Linked DNA regions of Mus musculus: region 2 is linked to region 1. A link is a contact called in ENCODE Hi-C data. All regions are on one chromosome and are shown on one strand. Each heading gives the region's core, a stretch centred on a gene start or an enhancer-like site at or near the end of the contact. The rest is flanking DNA. Distances are from core to core; before and after follow the strand shown.

Region 1 (3,604 bases), core at 765-3,264:
GGGTAGTCACGCTGCTCCCCGGGGAGTAAGACACTGAAGTGACCATCAGGATTAATCTGGGAGATAGGGGAAGGGCAACTAGAGTGAAGACTCAGGAGGAGGTGCTCAGGTACTGTATGGCTGCAGGGAGCTGCTTCTGGAGCAGGAAAGAGAGCTTGTTCTCAGGGAATGACAGAGATGATACCACAATGCGGCCATGCCTAAGGCAAGAGCCTGAGGCACAATGGGGGCAGAGGCCAGGACAAGCCTAGCAACTTAGATGGAGACTGGGTCATCTGTGAGCAGGGGACAGAGATGGACATGGAGAAGGGTCAGTAGAACGGGGGCAGAGGGATGAGATGAGTCAAGGACAGAAGGACCAAAATGAGTCAGGGAGCCAAAGTAAGTCAGGGGACTAAGATAGGGACAAGGTGCTGGGATGGCATTGGGAGACTGAGATAATGACACATTGGATTCAGAGGGTCACAGTGGACTGAAGTGGATCAAGATGGAGATAGAGGACTATGATCGGAACCACAAGATGGGAACAACTGAGTGGCTAAGATGAAGCCAGAGAGTTTGATGGGGATGGGCTTGCAGATGGAGTCAGGGGCCTGAGACAGAGAAAGGGAGACTGACAAGTAAATGAGGATGTGCCCACGACCAAAGAGCAGTGAAGACAGATGCTGGATCTGGGACCAAGCACGTAAGGGAGAGGAGTCCGGGAAGAAGTGTGGAGACACGGGCCAGCCCCCAGTGACAGCTGGGCTTTGCTTCCTCCTCACCAGAACCCTGGTTTCCCACCTCAGATTAGTGTACACTCTCTGACAGACCTCCATAGTTAAATGCAACTTTCACAGAAGGGTACCTTTCTTGATAGCTGTTATTATTTGCAAGTTATTGTGTGGTTCTAATAAATTATGACAAGAAAATTCTTGAGCTCTTGACTTTATGCTGAACATGGTTTGTTTGTTTGTTTGTTTGCTTGCTTGCTTGTTTTTCTAACTTGAGAATCCTGTTGTGGAAGCCTAGGAGGAAAGGGCAGAAGCTGTGCTCTGGAGCTGGTTTTCTAACTCCTCTCTGGCAAACTATGCATCCTGGGGCCTCAGTTGTCAGCTCTAAAAGGAAGAGACTGAACTGGTTTATTTCAAGAGTCATTTAGCTTTAAATAGTCAGTGGTGGCTTAAAATACCATGCAGGGAGATTTGCTACCTAATTTTCTGGGTGGCTCAAGTTCAAATCTGTGCACATTCAGTGTGAAGTAGAGCAACCTCCAACTGGAGCACGCACACACACACACACACACACATCCTTGGCTCTCCTGAGCCACTGATCTGCCACTTCCTTAAGTCTCCATCAGCATCCTTTGCCACTCAGCATCCCAAGAAGGCCAACCTGTGACACTTCAGCAGACCCACAGTGGCTGTGGCCAGGTGAGAAAGAAAAAGAAGAGAAAAAAAAAAAGGAAAAAAATCAGAACACCAGAGATTTTTATCACCTTCCTACAGGAGCTCAACCTCGTGGTGCTCACTGTCGGAGCTGAGTGCTCACACAGAAAGAAGGCAAGCCTCCTCCTCCTCCATCACAGCAAAATACCCCCAGAGGGGAGCAACAGTGGTAAGCCACACCCATCCCCACCAAGAAAAGGTGAAATTTAAGTTTTCATATTAATAAAAGCACTGTCTGTCTGTCTATCTGTTTTTCATTTGTAGCCCAAGCTCGGCAATCTTCTTGCCTTAACCTAGTGAGTGTTGGGAATATAGGTATGAGTTTTTCTATGTGAGCACTGTTCCTTCCCCATTGAGCCAAGTGGGGCCCTCTCAGAGCTCACCACTCCATACTTTTGAGCCAGACCTAAATATTTACATCAGTGCTGCTCTGGTCTGACTCCTGGCCAGGCAGGATGCCCCCTCCTTGCTCCAGCCCCACTTCCTGGGGAAGTAAACAGTAGGCAGGCTAAAGAGGAAGGCTACCTCCTGGAGGAAGCTGACTGTTCAAATTCCACACTCTGTTCATCTTCAGCTACCCTTGCTGGGCATGCAGTCCTGGCTGGCTTCCATCGGTGCACAGGATGCCCCTGAAAAGCCTTCATTAGCCCCAGAGAAGATACCAGTCTCCTTTAATTTAAAATGTGGTTGGCTGTGGCAGGGTCCTCTGGGCTTGCCTGGGGCCCAGCTCAAAGCAGATTGCTGGAATGAGGGTTTGAAGGGCTATAGCATCTTGTAACACACACACACACACACACACACACACACACACACACACACACACACACACACACACACGCTGTACACCTCCATACATAAGCACCTTTCTACACCATTGGGATACAAGTGGAATCCCATCTACTTGGGAAGCTAAGGTGGAAGAATTGAAAGTTTGAGGCCAGCCTGAGCTACACAGTGAGTCCAAGTAGAGCACTTAAGTAGCATGTGTAAAACTTTGGGTTCAAGGGAAGGACAGTAGGTAGGAGACAGAAGATGCTTCCTGGCTCTATGTTATGAGGTGACTCTGGGTGACAGGGACTATGGCTCAGTGGCTGAGGACTTGCCTAACACACTCAAATCCCCAGGTCAGTTCCAGGGTAACTCATACAATGGAGGATCTTGCTCTTATATCTCACTCACTGCAGAGATATGGACCATCTCTAAAAGACAAAGCATCTCTGGTCAGGACAGATTTAACAGTGAGAGCCAGGCAAAGACTCATGGGTACTCAGGAGGGTACCCATGCATTCTGAAGCTAGGTGAAGCTGGTGGGTCAGAGCACAGGGAGATAGGCGAGAGGAACCAGGCACTCAGCATCCAGGCCCTGAAGAAAGGCTGTGCTGGCCTCCCACTGACAGAGCTTGCTTGCTTTCCTGCTCCTAGACCACAGTCAGTATTACGTAGGCTAGACTCCCTGTGAATGTTAGGGAGAGGGACAGAGGAGGCAGGCTGGGTTAATGCTGCCCTGGAGAGCCAGTAAAACTGGGTTAGAGATGCTCTGTGAGCATCCCACTGAGCATCCCATGCTAGGGCATGCCCCATCCTCATGCCTACCCCATCTTCCCAAACAATGCACCACAAAGCAGAAAAGATCATGAAGAACCACTCTCCCTAAAGCAGGGAAGGCTACCAGCCTGAGTTCCAGTGCCTGGCTGTTGTGAAAGTCTGCAGGCTGCAGGGCTTATTGGACGTTTAGTATCTCACTGGGATGAATGCTTTGGCAGGGCTGGATTCCCTAAACCTCTCTTGCTAGTTGGAAACCAGCAACTTCTCTGTCTTTCTGTGTGTCTGGGGAGGCTTCCTCTGTGTTGAGTGTATCCCATTTCTAGTTGTATGAGGAGAACAGCCTTACTGGATGAAGGGTCATCCTAGGATTCATTACTTCCTCAAAGATACCCTTCCCCAAATGCAATCACCACAGTCTTCAGAACTGGGGCCACATCTTCAACATTTGGAGGGAACACATAGATTAAGGGGCCATTCGAGCTACTGGCATTCTCTGGCAGAAGAAACTGAGTCTTCCCTCTTCCTGGACGCTAGGATTGTGTGCTTAGCTGGAGGCAGCACTAAGGAAGAAGAAACCACAGACGCACTCAAGTGAACCTCTCATTGGCCAACTGAGGCTAAAGACACATGGT
Region 2 (3,604 bases), core at 825-3,324, 880 kb before region 1:
CCCATAGAGGTCAGAGAGGTTATCTGATCCTCTGGAACTGGAGTTATAGGTACTGTGAGCTGCCTCGTAGATGCGGGGAACCGAACCCTGTTCCTCTACAATAGCAGCTAAGTGTTCTTAACCCTGCTATGGCTCCATCTCCTAATGTGTGCTCTTTATTTAAGACTTCGCCCTGGAGAGAAGGCTCGAAAGGGAACCCTGAGGCTAACTCACATTCAGAAGTAATCCTCAGACATTGTTGAAAGAATAGATGGTTATGGTCTTAAGTTGCTGTGTTTGGGATAGCAACAAATTATTACTACCACTTCACTAAGAATCCACATTTAATACTGTCCTGCATGGGTTTGCCTTTCTTAGTTCTTGCTTCTAAGCGGCCCACAGCCAGCCACCCAGAAAGTCCTTTTGCCTCTATCAATTTTTCACTGTAAATATTTATTTAATCATTCTATTTACCAAAAAGAACTTGGCTATAAACACAAAATTCTAATTTCTCTCTCCTTCCCTCCGACTCAGTCGTTGTTTTTGTTTTTGTTTTTGTTTTGGTTTGGTTTGGTTTTTTGAGACATGGTTTCTCTGTGTAGCCCTGGCTGTCCTGGAACTCACTCTGTAGACCAGGCTGGCCTCGAACTCAGAAATCTGCCTGCTTCTGCTTCCTAAGTGCTGGGATTAAAGGAGTGTGGTGCTACCGCCAAGCTTCAAATATTTTATAATGTATGTATTTTCTGAACAGCCACTGTGTGACTCTTCTGGGCATTCAGAGGACACAAAGGTGACTGAGGTATGGACTATTCTTTACCTTATGGGGTTTAACATATTTAAGGGGTATGAAATAGTTAGAAAACAATCATATCTTATACTAACATTCAAGTGATTTATAGCCACATATTCTATTTCTCTGAATTTTCTGCTCTCTCCCTTTTAAACTTATATGGAATCTTTTCTTAAATTTTAAGAGCATTTCATAAATGCGTTACATGTTATATATGTATGTATAGTTGTATATACACACAAACACACATGCACACATATGAGGGCATGCACTCACATATAAATACAGCCATCAAAGTATACCCTTGAATTCACAAATGGCGTACCCATATTCCCACAGTCAGACTAGGCAAGTAGGACTCTCCGCAGCCGCAGCCCCATTGCCTGAGGAGATGTACTGCTGACTTTTTCAGTTTGTATTAATTCTGTCAGTGTTTGGCTCTGGTTTCTTCCACTTAAACCATACTTGTGGGATTTACTCTTAATATTAAGTGTGGCAGCGAGTTGTTCCCGCTCTGTTACATTAAACTATCCAAATACACTTCAATTCACTTTCCTGTCTGACCTTTGGTGAATGTCTAGGTAATTTCCATGTATGGGCTATGAGGAAGTGTTAAGAACATGTATGTGTGTGTGCCTTCTGGTATGAGGGTCTTTCCTGCTCTCTATATTTGAATTTATATATATTAGAATCACCCTGTCATGTGGACTGCTAAAAACCCTTAACCCACAGCTCTGTCCTTTTCTGTCACTGCTGTCCTCTTACTTCGAAGGGCCCCTTATGGGGAATTGTGCATGGCTCTCCATCCTGCCTCTCATCTGCAGCCAGCAGTATGTGAAGTATAACTTTTAATTGAGACATTCTTGGCTAGGACCTAATCTCTACAGTGGGTGGATGCAAACATTATCACTCTAAGATACCCAAGCCAGTATTACGTATATTACACGCTTAAATATTTATACATCGTAAACATTGCCTGACCAAGGACAAACAATGGCTATCTAAGCACACACAGGATGTATGAGATAGCCTTTAGCTTTCAGCTTAAGCCTTACATTCCACCTCTGAAATGCTGCAGAACCATCTGCTCAGGAAACGGGGCTTCTCCAGGGAATTCGTGCCTTCAGGGAGTGGAGGGCATTGCTGGGGCAGGCAGGAGGGGACAGGAGTGCTGGATTCTTTTTCTGCAGGCTGATGGGAAATGCCTTCCCTCAGGACCGCTCTCTCAACACTTCCTGGTCCTTAGTGCAGCTTTCCTCCTGCCTCCTGCCTCAGGCTCCGGCTTCCCTCCATTCTCTCTAGTGTTTGCAAACTCTGTGTGCGGCTGGTACTCGGGGTGGATTTGATGGAATAGTGTTGATCCTTGCAGAGGAGGTGGGGGAGGGATAGAAAAGAGCTTCCTCTTGGCTTGGGCTCAGAGTGCAGCGACCACAAGACCCATGTTCTTTCTTCCTGTCAATATTTATGGCTCCTCTGATGCAGGCTACACTCGGGCCTCTCACTGCATTCGATTGCTCTCAAGTAATGTCTTTATTCAGTTGTCTTTGGGTTTAGCCAAGGCCTCCTGGACCTAGTGCAGGATGTGTCCGTCTGTGCCTGTGTGCAGGATGGAGCAGGGAGCTGAGGAAGTGTCCGCCACACAGATAAATATTTGCAGCATTGTGTGTTGGATATGCTTTACGCTTCCTGGAAGGAATAAAAGACATTCTAAACACATTCTAATACCCCCTCCCGCTTGCTAACAGACTGTTGAAACAATGGACCCCAAGAAATTGGAATTTCCCCAGGAATCTCATGCTGGGAGGCGGAAAAAGCTGTAGCCTGGTGCCAACCAGAGGAGGAAGTTGTCCCCTGGAAAGAGATTTCACACAGCACTAACAACTTAAAGGAGAAACTGAAGCCTAGGTAGAGGTGGGTGTGTGGTGGCCAGGACCACACCTGGATGGAGACTGCTTAGTTATGAACATCACTTGCCAGTTGTTTAAGCCCACACCTTGTTATCACCACAAAGGTGTTTTTTAGGGGATGTCACCTGGCCTCTTTGTTCTTCCCCAAATGGCCATGCTGAATAAATCTCCTTTTTTTTTTTTTTCTGCTTTCGTAGTCACTTCTTTGCCTCCTTAATTAGCCCACTGAAGATGAAATGGCCTAGCCTCTAGCCCAAGCTTCCACCCTAACAACATTTTCCCAGGAAAATGTTGGCTGCTCACTGACTACAAAATGTATCAATTGAACAAAACCAACCTTATTTCCATTCCCTGTAGGAAGTGAACTTTACTTCCAATAATGTCTCAAACAACCCCCCCCCTCCCCCGGAAAGAAAGAAAACCAACTTCTAGTATTTATACAACAGGTCCAGGACAAGTGGGTTTAAGGTACATGTTGCAAGGTGGCTTTGGGTGTGGTCTTAGAGTTTCAGATGCTGGGAAAAAAAAAAAAAAAACCAAGACCAAAAAGCAAGGTGGGAAAGAAAGGGTTTATTTGGCTTACATTTCCAGATCATAGTCCATCATTGGAGGCAGTTAGGACAGGAACTCAAGCAAGGGCTAGAACTTAGAGGCAGGAGCTGATGCAGAGACTATGAAGGGGTGCTGCTTACTGGCTTGCTCCCCATGACTTGCTCAGCTTGCTTTCTTAGTGGATGCTCAGCTTGCTTTCTTAGAGAACCCAGGACCACCAGCCTGGGGATGGCACCACCCACAATAGGGTGGGCCCTCCCTCCCCCATTGATCACTAATTGAGAAAATGCCCTACAGCTGGATCTCATAGAGGAATTTGCTCAACTGAAACTCCTTCCTCTCTAACCACTCTAGCTTGTGTCAAATTGACACCAAA

The links. A loop is a pair of places that touch in the nucleus more often than their neighbours do.
Region 2: a map of T-helper 2 cell shows a loop between it and region 1 (5-fold over the local background). The contact joins two enhancer-like sites. A Hi-C loop is called at or near these places in 2 of 37 maps with a recorded cell type or tissue (T-helper 1 cell and T-helper 2 cell).

The regions. Positions count from the first base shown.
Region 1 is chr8:35,643,906-35,647,509 of GRCm38, reverse strand. The region is part of intron 1 of Mfhas1 (malignant fibrous histiocytoma amplified sequence 1); the gene reads right to left. Among named protein-coding and RNA genes, the nearest start is that of Gm16793, 57 kb to the right of the region's middle. Within about 2 kb of position 2,014, at least 1 of the 3 ENCODE cell types and tissues checked has a DNase peak (open chromatin) inside an H3K27ac peak, as active enhancers do.
Region 2 is chr8:36,526,726-36,530,329 of GRCm38, reverse strand. No RefSeq gene overlaps it. Among named protein-coding and RNA genes, the nearest start is that of Trmt9b, 70 kb to the right of the region's middle. Within about 2 kb of position 2,074, at least 1 of the 3 ENCODE cell types and tissues checked has a DNase peak (open chromatin) inside an H3K27ac peak, as active enhancers do.